Regions from separate parts of the Homo sapiens genome. Here region 2 is linked to region 1. Evidence: chromatin loops called from intact Hi-C (ENCODE). Cell type or tissue: PC-3. All regions are shown on one strand. Links, peaks and the distances in the headings refer to the core of each region. The heading gives the core; the rest is flanking DNA.

Region 1 (8,345 bases), core at 270-8,269:
ATGATGCTGATGTTCTGGTGGTGAGGTCTGCTCAACGGCCCTTAAAGGACAGAAAGAATTCACTGTGAATTCATCAAAGTTTCTTTCCTAGAAAATCAGTGAGACCCCTCAGTGGCATATGTCGTCATATCTTCTGATTCCAGATGAGATTCTCCCTTCTGAAATAATAGCGTTTACCAAACAGCACACAGTAGAGTTTAAAGAGAAAAATTGAACAGAGCAAAACTTGTCATGTAGCTTCTGTTTGTGCTCCATGCAGAGTCTTTTTGTAGGATGGATTAAATATTGCATAAATTGTGCAGTCATTTCTGCTTTTATCTGATCTTATTTTTATTGAATCTATAGCTGAAGAATCTATCAACTGTTTCCAAATTTAGAGATATGGAAGACTGATTTAAATCTTTAATTTCTTAACATGTCATGTAAGTGTGCAGTAGTCTTGTGACCATTAAGAAAAAAATTCCACTTTGATTCTTGGAGCCGCTTGAGACCCACACAGTTCTTTCTCCATCTAATTCTAATTACAATCATTGGTACGTGATGTAAGTTAGTGAGAGTACATTTTCAGCACAGCCTTTCAGCAATCTGCCTTTCTTTAGACATTCTGGGGGTGCTTTATTGGAACGTTTTAAATGACCATGTTGGATAATTCTCTAAGCTAAAATCATCCACAAAAGTATAAGACAGAGAATACTGGAACCATAGCTGTCCACCAGTCTTTATGTGGGTGCAGACTTTGGGAAAGTTCCTGGTCCTGCCTGGAGAAACTTCCTGCAGAGGTTGATGAACTTTTAATCAAACAAACGTTCTTGTTGTAGCTTTTAAGTGTCTTCCTTTGTAGTATAACAGAGAGTTGAAGATTGAAGGCTCTGGGCCCAGGCTGTGTGGGTTAAAATTCTGCTTTTACTGCTTCCTAGCTGTGCACCCTTGAGCAACTTACTTAAGGTCTTTGGACCTTAGTACCCTGATCTTAAAAATGTGTATTATAACAATAGCACTTAGCTCATACAATTGCTGGGAAGAGAAAATGAGTTAAATCATGTAGAGTGCTTCAAACACAATATATATGCAGTAATGTTAGCTATTACTCTTACATTCTGCCCTTATTAGTCTGTTTTTGCATTTCTTTTAATTTTTATTTTTATAAAATAATACATGTATCTTTCTTTTAAAATTTTCAAATAATTCTTTGAGGATTTTAGGTTTTACCCAACTTCTCTCCACCCCAAGTTCCCACTTATGTGAGGCTGCCACATTCAACTCTCTTCTTCTTTTTTCTGCTTTCATAAATGTTTGTTCTGAATATTCTTCCAATTTTTAACATGGTGGTTTAGCTTCCAAATGTAGAAAATAAAGATTTATCTCTCATGATTTGTGCATCAACATCTAGACAGTTTATGAGCTTGGCTATAGCATATATGTATATGTATGTATTATATGTTGTTATATATTATATACTATTATAGCCAAGCTAATAAAATATACATATGTTTATGTGTATCTGTTTGAGGCATTTTGTATACTGTGAGTATATTTCTTCTCTTTAACTTTTTCCCTTGCAGTTCTTAATTGAATGATTTTAACATTTGCTTATTTTTGTATTTGTATCTTCCTAACTTAGCCCATACCCTTCAACAGATGAAAATCTCCCCTTGATGGGTTCAACCATCTAGATCATCTATTTCTTTCACTTTTTTATTTCTTTGCAGACATTCCTTTTGGAGTCTTCTGTTCTGCTGCAACATGGATTGATTACGTCCCAGGCTTTCTGGGATCTTCCTTCATCATCCTCCTGGAAATTTCCTTCAGTTCTTTTCTGTATTGGATCCTCTGTTTCCTCACCTCATTTTTTCTTTTTGTATGTGTGTTCTTTCTGATTTTATTGAGCCAAAACCTTCATTAGCAGCTTCAGAAATGATGCAAGAGGCTGGGAGCACTCATGCTTTTAATCCCAGCACTTTGAGAGGCTGAGGCAGGCGGATCACCTGAGGTCAGGAGTTTGAGACCAGCCTGGCCAACATGATAAAACCCCATCTCTACCAAAAATACAAAAAAAATTAGCCAGGCGTGGTGGCACATGCCTGTAATCTCAGCTACTCCAGAGGCTGAGGCACAAGAATCACTTGAGCTGGGAGACAGAGGTTGCAATGAGCCAAGATCGCACCACTGCACTCCAGCCTGGGAGACAGAGTGAGACTCCATCTCAAAAAGAAAGAAAAAGAAATGATGCAAGATTGCCACAAATTTGTGACCTTGTATGTTTGAAAATGCCTGTCTACTGCCCTTTTCTTGATTGAGATTTACTGAGTATGGAATTCTAAGTATCAATTTATTTCCTTTCTGGACTTTGAATGTACTTCTCCATTCTATTCTAGGTATATTGCAGTGTTGCTAAGGAGAAGTCTGAAGCTTTTTTGATTCCCCATCTTTTTATTTTGATCTATCTTTTCTCTTTGGAAGCTTTTAGTATATTGATTTTGCATCTGGTATTTTGACGTCTTACAATAATATGACTTGACCTTGTGACTTTTAAAATGATTTTTGCTGGCTATCTGGTGGAATCTCTCAGTCCAAAAGTTCACGTTTTCTCAGATTTGGGAATAATATTTATTTGCTCATTCATTCCCTCCCATTTTCCCTCTTCTCTCTCTCTGGACCACCTGTTACTCAGATGTTGGACTTCCTAGACTAATCTTTTAATCTTCTTATATTTGATCTCATATTTTCCAAATGTCTACCTTTTACAGAGATTTCTCCAAATTTATGTTTCAACCCTTCTATTTATTTCTTCCCTCCTGATACCATATTTTAATTTTAATGAGTTCTTTTATATTGTTATTTCAGTTTCTTCTCACTCCTCAAAGTCTTGAAGGTTAATAATTATAGCAATAGATTTTAAGTGGTCTTCTGCCTTCTTCATTGATTTTGTTTCTGTTTGCTTTTGTCTCAGTTTTATATGCTAGAATATTTCCTCTCATGTCTGTGATTTTTACTGTTCATTCATTTTTAAGCCAGAAATACACAAGGTCTATGTGGGAGCTCTGAGAACACGAGTGGTATTTATCAAGCAGTGAGCTTCATTTCAGGGTCACGGTCTAGGGATCAGATGGTTTCATTAAAAGACTCCAAAATATTAGTAACTGGAAATCTTTTCTCTTGTGTTTCTCCAGAAAGCAATCATCCAGGCTCTTGCTTAAAAGGTATGAAGCTGGTTGCTACTTTTTAGGGAAATGAATGGGGACAGAGGCTCACCACTGGATATGTAAACTTGAACTTAATTCCCTACTTTCAGTTGAGCCAATTGTATGTGGATATCCCAGAGCTCTTGCTTGTCTACACATATTCAGAATCTAACTGCTTCTGATACAGACTTGCTATCAGTTCCCCTATTGTCAACCCCACCTGTGCCTTTGCCTTCAGAAGTGCCTGGTGCTATTCGTGTCTGAGCTCTTTGAGGGTCCTGTGGCTCAAACATGCTTGCTTTCTGTCTTAATTCCCACCCTCCACATGCTCTTTCCATCCTCCACACAGGCACGCTTTCAGCTTCCTTTGGGTGTCCTAAGTAAGCTGCCATTTGTCCATCTGTTGCTTACTTCTAAAATTATATGGACTTCTCTGTCTCTTATAACTTTTTCTCCCATTTTCTCTGTTCTTGTGCAGTTTTGTCCTCGTTATCCTTTACTATCATTTAAGTGAGATTTCCAGAGAATTGTAAAACTTCTGCCAAGCCTTACCAGATGTTTCTCCTTAAGTTTCAAAAGAAGATTCCAACCCTACTCCTGCCCATTTGATTGTCAAAGCAGTGCAATAGAGTTGATTGAGAGGCAGCAGATCATGGTGGTGGAAAGCAAAGTTCTCCAAGAATGGACAGATGATCCACTGACATTAGAAAACTATTAAATTTCCATGTATATTTTAATCCAAAAATATAAAGAATTTAGATTCACACTGTTAATATTCTAATTTTTCATGTTTGATGCTGGATTGATCCATTTGTCAAGATGGTCACAGATTACACATAGTGCCCAGGACTTCCTGGTACCAGAGGAGTATAGGGAACTCCCTGACATAGCAAGCTGGACAGTGGGGCTGCACGCATTCTCTTTCAGAATGTTTAAATACATCACCCTTTGATAGTGCTCCAAGTTAGCTTGATCTGGCTAGTTTCATTACAACAATACTAAAATAATGCAATATTTACTAAGCTTTATAATGACAGAGAATTTCTATGAAAACTTTTTTGTTTCATAATGAAATTTTCTGTTTGTATTATAGCAAAATCCTCAGAAATGTTGACCTTAAGGATGTTATACATTTATGTTTTTCTTTTGCAAAAAGTCAAGCAATATAAGCTGTGGCCTTCTCTGTTACAACAGAGGCTGTCAGAATGTGGTACTAAGCAAATATTACACACAAAGAAACAAACAGATTCTATCCAATAAAGGGAAAGGTGATGTTTTCATGAGTGAGAAAATAACGTATTTTTAAAAGGAACTGGTGATTCATAGAGAACATTTTGAAACTACATGTTTTAAAATATTTCTAGTATTATATGAATATTTTCACTGAAAAAAATGCTACATGTTAAAACTCATACCTAAACTCTTTTTCAGAAATTAGAAACAAATTTTGTAACCAGTTTAAAGATATTCCTGAAATGAAGAGCTTTAGTAGGTTTTGAATCCATTCATGAAACATATATAAATATCTGACCTTCTGATTAGTTTGCACCTGAGTTCAAGAAAATTTGAAATTTACTAGCTGGGCTATCACAAAAATCTTTGACTAATTGGTGGATGAGATTGAAAAAAATGATTATCGTTATTTAATAAGAAACTCAGATATACATATTGCATTTTGATCCCCATGTCTTTGTATAGAATATTTTTTAGTCGTGAGTATCTGTGTCAAAGGAAACTTAAGTTACATTCAGATCTTTGGATCACTGTATCATAAACTAGCAAACCAAGGTTTTAAAAAATAATGATGTGTTATTCATAATATTAGTGATAGCAGAAGATTGTACTAGTAATAAAGAAAAAATTTAAATATTATTTTATTTCCTCTTTAGGTTTTTCATCCTTTAAAATATATGTTTTAGCGGTTTCACAATGGACATAATAGTATTTATTCATTAATACATAATTTACGTAAAAGTGACTCACATATACTAGAAGTGCATGCTCAAGTTTTATTTTAGTGTTTGGAGTGTATGAATTTAATAAAACACAAAGACTGAGTTTACAGCCAAGGATTTAGAGTAGACTGACCTTGATTCTAAGCTCAGCTTTGTTACTTATTAGCAATGTGAACATGGGAAAATTCACATCCAATTTTCTATTTTTTCCATTGTTTCTTTACTTAAATAATATTCAGGGGGTGGAAAAAATGGGACGAAGTTAGTCAAAGGGTACTCACTTTGAGTTGTAAAATCAGTAACTTCTAGAGACCTAATGTACAGCATGGTGACTGTACTTAATAGCAATGTATTGCATTCTTGGATTTTGCTAAGGGAGTAGATCTTAGGTATTCTCGCCATACACACACACACAAAGGTAACTCTGTGAGGTGATGGATATGTGAATTGACTTGATTGCAGTAATCATTTTACAATGTGTGCACATATCAAAACATTACATTGCATACCTTGAATACTCACATTTTAAAATGTGTCAATTACACATCCGTAAAGCTGAAAAAATACTCAAGCATCAAAAAATATATACAATATGTGTAAACTGTTTAATTAAATGCCTAGAAAATAGTAACTGCAAAATAATTGGCATCTGTTGTAAAGGTATGTATGAAATGATAATGAAGATTCTGTTGACAGTGATGATGGTGATGCAGCCTGCAAATCTGCCCTTATGTAATAGAAGGGAACATCTGTATTCCACATCCTTTCAGAAGTGAGCATTGTGAACTCTCCAAGGCCCCTCTTTTATTAAAATGATGTTCCTGGTAAATCTTCTAAAGAGAGACTGCAAATATGTGCAGTGAGTCCTGCTTTCCATCGCTGCAGTGGTGTCAGTAACTGTGCCCTTCTTCCTAAGGCTGGACCTCTGGCACAGCCCCAGCATCTTGCAGGTAGTACTCCAGAAAGCCACAGCTGTAGTGAGCAGAAGGGAGTGAAGACAGAAAGGGAAAGTGGGAGGGCAGCCTGTCTGGGCCCCTGTGGCAGCTTCCAAAAATCATCTCCCACAAATGCTTACCCTCTGTGCTGTAGATGCTTCCCAAATACACTTTGTGATTTGAATGTTCTTGAAACGCCCGTGCCTTGCCTAATGCTCCCTTTGCTCTTCATGTTGGGAATACTTAGCTCATCAGATCCTGCAAACTAACTTCCATGGAAGAAAAAAAAAGAAAAAGAAAAGAAAAATAAAGAAAAAAGAAAAAAAACTAGAGGGTACAATTACCTGGCTGCTGATTCAGACTTAGAGAGTGTTCAATTCCTCCTTTGTTCTTGGATTACTCTCTCCTGTCCAAAAGCGATGAACTTTGCCAGCTCATTGGGCCCCTTGTGCTATAGTGTTAAGGAAAACTTACCCTAATTTGTTTTTTACTTATGACCACTACAAGTATTTTAGCTAATTAGTGTCTCTTTTTTGTTCTGGCTACCAGGAAGCTCAACAACTAACATAGTCTGTATTTTGCAACTTCAAAGGTACCTTTCATGCATTTAGAGGACTAAGTTTTGCCTCCAGCTACTTTTCATCATCATCATCAGCATCATCATTATTTTGCCTGTTTATTTAATTTTATATTATTACCTGCATATTACATATTTTTATGAAATACCCCAAAATCAAGTTGAATAAAACAAAATGAAAACATAAGCCTGTGAATTTTCCTAACACAAAGAAAAAGAACTTCTCTTGAAATATTTAATGGATAATTGCTCAAGCCTCCATTGCATTGATAAGAAATGGGAACATTGTGGCGAGTAAATGCAGGAATTTGTAAGGTCAGTTGGAGAATAGAAGCAGACACCCAACCCACACGATGGTGAGCAACCTTCCAATCCCAGACGGCCGTGGTGCTCTCTGGACAAGAATGTGAGAGGGTGGGATTGGTGGGCAAAGGGCAGGAGGGACACCCCCTCTGTTCATTTATTTTGAGATCTGTTTGCCCCATCACACTAAATAAATACAATAAGTGAATGCTATTTTATCTGGTAAAGGAACCCATCTGTCTTAGTCCATTTCTGTGTTGGTATTAAGAACACCTCAAGCTGGGTAACTTATAAAGAGGTTTATGTAGCTCATAATCTTGCAGGCAGGGAAGTTCAAGAGCGTGGCCCTGACTTTTGGCAAGGCCTTTCTTGCTGCATCACATCATCTCAGAGAAGGTCGACGGGGAAGTGGACACATGTCAAGGGTGGAAATATTGAGGGGTGTCCTGGCTCTGTAACAACCCACTCTCTTAGGAACTAATCTGTTCCCATGAGAACTAATGCAGTCTTGCAAAAGAGAGAACTCACTCACTACCTCGAGAATAGCACCAAACCATTCATGAGGGGTCTGTCCTATGACCCAAACACTTTTCACTAAGCCCAGTTCTCAATGCCATCACACTGGGGATCAAATTTCAACATGAGTTTTGGTGAGACAAACACACTATATCCAAACCATAGCACCATTGTTAACAATCCAAATATACAATGATTCTTACAAGAGTTCATCTCGATGGGGAATGTAGCAGGGACAGGGATTATTACAAGAGCATCTTAGAAAAGAGAGGGCATCTGGAGTGAGATGTGAAGCAAAGGAGAGAAAACAGAAATGGAAAGTGGGAGGGCAGCCTGTCTGAAAGGGAAAGTGGGAGGGCAGCCTGTCTGGGCCCCTGTGGCAGCTCCCAAAAATCATCTCCCACAAATGCTTACCCTCTGTGCTGTAGATGCTTCCCAAATACACTTTGTCATTTGAATGTACTTGAAATGCCCGTGCCTTGCCTAATGCTCCCTTTGCTCTTCATGTTGCTCTTCAAACTGACTTCCATGGAAGAAAAAAAAATCCAGAGGGTACAATTAGCTGTCCACCGTGCCCGGCTAATTTTATATTTTTAGTAGAGACGGGGTTTCACCATGTTAGCCAGGCTGGTCTCGAACTCCTGACCTCAAGTGATCCACCCAACTCAGCCTCCCAAAGTACTGGGATTACAGATGTGAGCCACCGTGACTGGACCAAACATTTTTACTGAGCTCTCAGTGAGCATGAGATGGTCAGTTTTGCTGGGCTGGTGGTCCAGGGAAGTAGAACTCACCCTTGGAAGAGAAAGCGATATGCTGAATGGGAAGATCTAACTTCCTTAACCTCGTGAGAAACTTGCTTGGAAGCCCCAGCTCA
Region 2 (8,345 bases), core at 120-8,119, 72 kb after region 1:
GTATTTTATTATTTTTTATGCTATTGTAAATGGAACTGTTTTCTTAATTTCATTTTCAGACTGGTCATTTCAAGTATATAGAAATGCAATTGATTTTTTATCCTGCTAGTTTGCTGAACTCATTTATTAGTTCTAATAGCTGTTTAGTGGATTTCTTAGGACTTTCTGTATACATGATTATGTATCTGTGAATAAAAATAGTTTTACTTTTTCCTTTCCAATTTGGGTACCTTTTATTTCTGTTTCTGTTTCAATTGCTTTGGCTAGAACCTCCAGTCTAATGTTGAATGAAACTGATGAGAGCAGATATCTGTGTCTTTCTTTATTTTTGAGACAGAGTCTCACTCTGTTGCCCAGGCTGTAATGCAGTGGTGTGATCTTGGCTCACTGCAATCTCCACCTCCCAGATTGATGCAATTCTCCTGCCTCAGCCTTCTGAGTAGCTGGAATTACAGTTGTGCACCACCAGGCCCAGCTAATTTTTGTGTTTTTTAGTAGAGATGGGGTTTCACTATGTTGACCAGGCTGGTCTCGAACTCCTGACCTCAGGTGATCCACCCGCCTCAGCTACCCAAAGGGCTGGGATTACAGGTATGAGACACTGCATCCGGCCATGTGTCTTTCTTCTTATTTGAGTGGGAAGGCATCCATTCTTTCACTGTTAAATATAATATTTGTTATGGGTTTGCATACATACCCTTATCAGGGTGATAAAGTTCACTTCTAGCCTTAGGTTTGTTGAGCGCTTTAATATGAAAGAGTGTCACATATTGTCAATTTTTTTTGGTTTGCTTTGGGTTTTTTTTTCGAGGATTTTTGCTTTATATTTCATTCACAATACCAATTTATGAATGTTAAACCAACCTTGTATTCCTATAATAAGTCTCAGTCTCACTTAGTTATGGTGTATAATTGTCTTTATAAATGTTCCTGAATTTTTTTTTTTTTTTTTTTTTTTTTTTTTTCAGTTAAACAGGGTCTCACCCTGTTGCCCAGGCTGGAGTGCAGTGACATGAGCATGATTCACTGTAGCCTCGACCTTCCAGGAACAAGCAGGCCTCCCACCTTAGCTTCCTGAGTAGCTGAGACTATAGGCATGCACCATTATGCTCAGCTAATTTTAAATTTTTTGTAGAGACAGGGTCTCACTCTGTTTCCCAAGCTGGTCTCAGAACTTCTGGCCTGAAATGATCCTCCCACCTCAGGCTCCCAAAGTGTTGGGATAACAGGCATGAGCCATTGTGCCCAGTCCCTGGATTTTGTTTGGTATTATTTTATCGAGAATTTTTGCACCCATTTTTGTAAGAAGTATCATTCTATAGTTTTCTTGTGAATGACTTTGTCTGGTTTTCTTATCGAGGTAATGCCGCCCTCATAGAATGATTTGAGAAGTGTTCCTCATTTTTTTGGGTTTTTTTTGGTTTATTGTTTGTTTGTTTGACTAATAAAATCTCTTTACTCATTATGTATCTATTTAAATGGCCTATTTCTCTTGAATTAGTTTCAGTAGTTTGTGTCTTTCTGGCAATTTGTCCATTTCATCTAAGTTATCTGATTTATCTGCATACAATTGTTCTTAGTATTCCCTTATGATACTTTATATTTCTGTAAAGTTGGCCTTAATTTCCTTGTTTCATTTCTGATTCTAATCATTTGAGTTTTCTCTTTTTCTTCTTGGTCAGTCTAGCTACTAAAAGTTTGTTAATTGTATTGTTCTCTTCAAGTGAATAGCTTTTCGTTTCATCCATTTTTCTCTATTGTTTTTCTATTCTCTATATCGGTAAGTTCCACTGTAATCTTAATTTCTTCCTCCTTATTTTTTAGGTTTGGTTCTTTTCTCGGTGTCTTATGGTAGAAGATTAGGTTTCTGATTTGATATGTGTCTTCTTTCTTAATACAGGCATTTATAACTATAAACTTTCCTCCAAGCACTGTTTTAGCTGCACTCCACATATTTTTTTTTCATTTTTTTGTAAGTGTGTCTTCATTTTCATTCATCTCAAAGTATTTTCTAATTTCTCTTTGGTTTCTTCTTTAATCCCTTGGTTATTTAAGACTATTTTATTTACTTTACACATATTTATGAGTTTCCCAAAATTGTTTTTGTTATTGATTCCTAAATTCAGATCCTGTATTAGTCAGGGTTCTCTTAGAGGGACAGAACTAACAGGAGATAGAGGTAGAGATAGAGCTAGAGCTAGAGCTAGAGACATAGACATAGACTAGACATAGACATAGACATAGACATAGACATAGACATAGACATAGACATAGACATAGACATAGACAGACATAGACATAGACAAGCTTACTTATCAACTTACATGATCACAAGATCCCACAATAGGCTATCTGCAAGCTGAGGAGCAAGGACAGCCAGTCCGAGTCCCAAAATTGAAAAACTTGGGGCCTGATGTTTGAGGGCAGGGAGCATCCAGCACGGGAGAAAGATGTAGGCTGGGAGGCTAGGCCCATCTCACCACTTCATGTTTTTCTGTCTGCTTTATGTTTGCTGATTAGATGGTGCCCACTGAATTAAGGGTGGGTCTGCCTTCCCCAGCCCACTGACTCAAATGTTAATCTCCTTTGGCAACACCCTTACAGATACACCCAAGATCAATATTGCATCCTTCAATCTAATCAAGTTGACAGTATTAACCGTCACAGATCCCAGTGAAATGAAATTAAGAATCAATAACAAAACATACTTAATGTTATTTCAGTACTTTAAACTTTAGTGAGGTTTATTTTATGGCCTAGCTTGTGGTCTGTCCTGGAGATGTTTTGTGTGCACTTGAGAACAAAGCATGTTCTCCTACTGTTGTGTAGAGTATCCTATAGATGTCTGTTAGGTCTAGCTGATTTTTAGATTTTTACTGAAGTCTTCTACTTCTTTGTTGATCTTTTTCCTCATTGCTTGTCTACTATTGGAAATGAGGTATTGAAGTTTCTAACTATTATTGTTGAATTTTCTATTTCTTCTGTCATTTCTATCAGATTTGTGCTAACTTAATTGCAGTGAGCGATAGGAATGTTACTCCTATTTATGTATTTATTTATTTATTTATTTTGAGACAGGGTCTCACTCTGTCACCCAGGTTGAAGTGCAGTAGCACAATCTCAGCTCACTGCAACTTCCACCTCCCAGGCTCAAGTGATCTTCCCATCTCAGCCTCCCGAATAGCTGGAACCACAGACACATGCCACCATGCCTGGCTAATTTTTTATGTTTATTTTTGGTAGAGACCGGGTTTTACCATGTTGCCCAGTCTGGTCTTGAATTTTTGAGCTCAGGCAATCCACCTGCCTTGGCCTCCCAAAGTGCTAGGATTACAGGCATGAGCTACTGTGCCCCACCCTACTCCTATTTATTTTTAATCACTTCCCCACCTTTAATCATTTCTGTTTCTCTCCATTTCTTCCTGTGTATTTGAGTTACAATCTGAAGTAATCTCTTTATCCCAACATAGCTTTGCTCCTACTCATTTCATCTTGTGCTGTTACTGGCAATATATTCTATTTCTATGTCTTATAGGGCACAGCATACATTATACACAGACTTTTTAATATAATTGCTTTTTACATTACTTACGAGAATAAGGGAAAAGAAATATGCATCTATACTGTCCTTTATAATTACATAATTACTTTTAATGGCTTTTTGTGTGCATGTATTTTTGTGTAAACTCAAATTACTCTCTAGACTTACTTGCTTTCAGCCTGAAGAATTTATTTTAGTACTTCTCGTAAGTCTTGTCTTCTAGCAACAAATTCTCAGTTTTTGTTTATCTCAAGGCGTCTTTTCTTTTCTTTTTTGTCATGATTTTTTTAATGATACCTTAACTAGTTGTAGGATTCTCTGTTGACAGGTTTTTTTAAATATGTTATCACACTGCCCTTTGGCTACTGTTGTTTCTATTGAGAAGTCAGCTGTTAATCTTATTGAGATTCTCTTTTAAATGATAAGCCAGTTTTCTCTTTCTGCTTTCAAAACTTTCTCTGTCTTAAGATTTTAGAATTTTACTGTCACGTGTCTGTGACTCTCTTTTTGGTTGTTCTACTTGACGTTTGTTGAGTTTTCTGCATGTGTAGATCACTGTTTTTTACAAAATTTGGAAAATTTTTAAGCCATTATTTCTCCAAATATTTTTTTCTGCTCTTTTCTCTCTTCTTTTGGTTTGCCCATTATGTATATATTGGTAATTGGTGTGCTTAGTGTCACAACTTTTCTGAGTCTCTGCTAATTTTTTTTATTCTTTTGTTTCTCTGTTCTTCAGGTTACATAATCTTTGTCAATCTATCCCCAAGTCTGCTAATTTTTCTTCTGCCAGTTTAAATCCACTGTTGAGTCCCTCTACTAAATTTTTCTTTTAGTTGTTATACTTTTCAACTCCAGAATTTACGTTTGGCTTTTTAAAAAAATAATATTTGTCTCTTTAGTGGTACTCTATTAGGTGCAACATTGTCATCATATCTTTATCTTTTAAAACATGGTTTCTTTTCGTTTTTTTGAAAATATTTATAACAGTTACTTGAAACTTTGCCTTTTAAATATGACATCTGGTCACTCTCACAGTCAGTTTCTGTTGTCTATTTTTTGGAGGTATGGGTCACAATTTCCTGTTTCTTATATGTCTCACAATATTTTTTGTTGGATACTAGACAAAAATGTTACCTAAAACCCCACTGTAGAGAACATACTGTTGTAACTCTGAGTACTTCTCCCCATCCCTAGGACTTGGAATTGCTCTTTGCTTACTGACAACTTTTGTTACTGTCTGGATCATTTAGTGAGGTTTATTTTCCTCTTGTTCTTTCTCGTTATAGCTCCATTGCCTGAAGTTTCTGATGTTATTCTTTGGTGGTAAGGCCTTGGGTATACCCTGAGTCACCCTAGGATGACAGTGGTGTTGGCAAAGCTATCTTTGACTTTTTCTTTCCCTGGTCACACCTAGTTATTAAACTCCACTACGCACAAACTGGTTATGTCCTGGGGGCATAAATTGTTCTACAGACTATTCAATCTATTGTGGCTCTTTTGAATAGTTTTCAGGTCAATGTTTGAGATTCATGTGGAACCCCGGAGGGCTCCTCCCAGCTGTCTCCTTCCTTGGACCTCTCTGACAAACTAGTAAGCCTAAAGTTGTCTTTTACCACAATATCAGCTGGTTTTGATTGTGCCCTTAGGCCTGAACTTTTCCTGGCTCTGTTGCAAATGAAGTCAATTTCTTTAGGAAATAATTAAGAGATTTCTGTTTTCTGTTCTTTTCTTTCATCCATGAGCAAAATCTTTTTTTTTTTTTTGAGACGGAGCCTTGCTCTGTCGCCCAGGCTGGAGTACAGTGGCGCAATCTCCTTTCCCTGCAAGCTCTGCCCCCTGGGTTCATGCCATTCTCCTGCCTCAGTCTCCCTGAGTAGCTGGGACTACAGGTGCCCACCACGCCTGGCTAATTTTTTTTTTTTTTTTTTGTATTTTTAGTAGAGACGTGGTTTCACCGTGTTCACCGGGATGGTCTCGAACTCCTGACCTTGTGATCCGCCCGCCTCGGCCTCCCAAAGTGCTGGGATTACAGGTGTGAGCCACCATGCCCGGCCTAGCAAAATCTCTTAATCAAGGTTCTGTGTGTGGAGAAAATGACATGCTTCTCTCTGAGTTTAACCCCCACTTCAGGATCTGAGCAAGAGCAAGCACCATCAGGGTCCTAGGATTCCTATTAGTGTCCTGCCCAAAGTAGAGCCTCCGTCCTGTTCCCGGACCAAATTGAGGGTTGGGCTGCTCTTTCTCATGGCCCAGTGAGGAGTTACAGATGAACTGGGGAGGAAGAGAGCTTTTATTTCTGCAACCAGTTACAGAAGGCCTGGAAATTATCACCAGACCAACTCAAAATTACAAAAATTTCCAGAGCTTATATACCTTCTAAGCTATATGTCTATGTGTAAGTGTGAATGCATCTAAAGACATAAGTGATTAACTTCTTTTAATCTATAACTAAGGTCTGAGTCCTGAAGACCTTCCTCTGGAGCCTCAGTAAATTTACTTAATCTAAATGGGTACAGGTGCTGGGGTGATTACCCCTATCTTGTCTCCTGCTAAACTACAGAGGTTTGGGGAGTTCCTTCAGACCTCCAATAAGCTTGTTTATGGAGGCCTGGGGAGTTTCTTCAGATCCCCCCAATAAAACTTGTTTAATCCTAAATGGGTCCTGTTAACAATTCCTTTGTTATTTTGTCATGTTTTAAGGCCTAGGAAAGACCTAGGCAAAACTCTTGGTGGGCTTTTGTCATATTTCAGCCTTGGTATAAGGGCACTGGCTTTTGTTTAGCTTTTAATATTTAACTTAACCACTCAGTCAATACTGAAACAGTTGTTATGGAGGCCTGAATTACTGAGACCCAGCCTGCCACAATCCCAGCATGGAGGACTAGGCAGAAAAAGGGAGCATCCACTTTTTGGCATTCACCTAGAACTTGGCCTCATCAACAGGTAGCTAGGAACGATCTGAGACCTGCCAATGGCCGCTTCTTCTGTGAAGATAGTCCTACATGTGGGATCTGAGGGTCCAGATAGTCCTGTATTGTTAACTGCACCTGGAATGAAATCTCCATCTCACTGAACTGTTTGTTTTTATAATTTCACCATTTTCACTGGGAAGCATGTCTGTGGAGCCCCTCCTGGTGTCATGCTGGAAGTAGATATCTAAACATTTGGATTTTTTGGTGGGGGGGACTGTTTCCTTTGTCTGTTTTATACTTTTGCTTTCATAGCCCTAGATCCCCTCCATTGCCTTGTGATCCTTGATCACATCTGAGAAAGGACTGTGTGTTTCCCTTGAATTTATTTTTCTGTTTTCCAGCTATGTGTCTTGCGTGTGATCCTTTTGACTGGGAAATGGGCTGCTAGGCTTTTGATCTCCAAATGTTAGAATAAGAAGGACTTTATTCTATGGTTAATTTAATATTTAAGAGACCAAAATATATCTTATTATAATTTTCATTTATTTATCAGGGTTATAGAAAATTCCTCTAAAACCTTTTACCATTCTTTTTAGGATTCAGTGGAGTCACCAGAATTCCACTCCAACTCTGTAAGCAAGATGTTTTCCTAGATGTTTTCCTCCAGCAGGTTTCGGCTGTCACATAACACAACTGGAGATGCTACCCCCAGGGTCCTGTGGCTCACCCTGACACAATCACATGCAATCTCTTTCTTTATAGTTGTTGTGCTGTGGCTAATTGTGCTCATTTTATGTAATTAATTCCGCAGGATTTTAATGTGTGCTATTAAATCAAGTTAAAACATGATAATTGTTTGATTTAACTGCCTTAGAACACTGCGTTCAAATAGATCCCAGGGTAGACCAGAGGTAGTTCAGGCATCATAGTACCTAGGGCCATAAATTGTTACTAAAGTTTCTTATCCTCTAACAGCAACCCAGGAAAGTAAGGAACTCTAGTGCATTTACACCTGTCTGTATAGGAAGCAGATATTGAAAGCCGGCCAGAATAGGATATTCTGAAGGGTCATGATCAAAGTACTGAAGACTATTTTCTTTTATAAGAGGTAAAAAGAAGACAGCGAAAAATAGTGCCAGTTGCCTTAAGTAACCTGGTTATAACAAAACATGGAGCATGACTATGATAAGAGAAAGAACAGTTGGTGTGCATCTGGGAAGTTTTTACTGTATGCTTACAGTGCTCATGGTTCTAAGTGTGGAAAGGGAGACTGTGAAAAGTGATGTGAGATCTACTGATCAAACACTTTTTTTTTTTTTGAGACAAAGTCTCGCTCTGTCTCCAGACTGGAGTGCAGTAGCACAATCTCGGCTTACTGCAACTTCGGCCTCCTGGGTTCAAGGGATTCTCCTGCCTCAGCCTCCTGAGTAGCTGGGACTACAGACGCGTGCCACCACGCCCGGCTAATTTTTTGTATTTTTTAGTAGAAACGCGGTTTCACCGTGTTAGCCAGGCTGTTCTGGACTTCCTGATCTCGTGACTCGCCCACCTCAGCCTCCCAAAGTGCTGGTATTACAGGCGTGAGCCACCGCGCCAGGCCCAAACTCTTATTTTTTAAAATAAATTGGCTTCTGGTTTGACATTTTTGTTTTCAGGTCTAGGGAGATTTAGGACTTAAGAATACAAGATTTACTTTTATACATATATCCTTTTACTATTGTTGTGTTTAAAATAAAATTTCTATATCACAATATATGAGTCTGCCACGAGCGCTATGAGAAAAATAGATCATGTCCCACTTTGGTGGGCATGTGATGTTAGTAAAGACTTAAAAACAGTATGTATGACCTTTTGAAAATAAAACATTTCTTGGTTGACTACACCTTAACCAC

The links. Hi-C counts contacts between places; a loop is a spot of excess contacts. Peaks named below come from ENCODE experiments on the same cell type or tissue, not always from the same donor. Only the 100,000 strongest peaks of a DNase experiment are listed, where the experiment ranks them.
Region 2: a loop joins it to region 1, with 4 times the contacts of the local background. A loop is called at or near these places in 2 of 110 quality-filtered maps.

The regions. Positions count from the first base shown.
Region 1 is chr1:233,985,084-233,993,428 of GRCh38, forward strand. The region is part of intron 2 of SLC35F3 (solute carrier family 35 member F3); the gene reads left to right. Among named protein-coding and RNA genes, the nearest start is that of SLC35F3, 85 kb to the left of the region's middle. In PC-3, for the core only: no CTCF peak of the experiment used is centred there; a DNase peak (open chromatin) is centred at 4,398; H3K4me3 peaks cover 886 bases; H3K27ac peaks cover 5,457 bases.
Region 2 is chr1:234,057,394-234,065,738 of GRCh38, forward strand. All of the region lies in intron 2 of SLC35F3 (solute carrier family 35 member F3), which reads left to right. Among named protein-coding and RNA genes, the nearest start is that of SLC35F3, 160 kb to the left of the region's middle. In PC-3, for the core only: no CTCF peak of the experiment used is centred there; a DNase peak (open chromatin) is centred at 5,048; H3K4me3 peaks cover 472 bases; H3K27ac peaks cover 4,819 bases.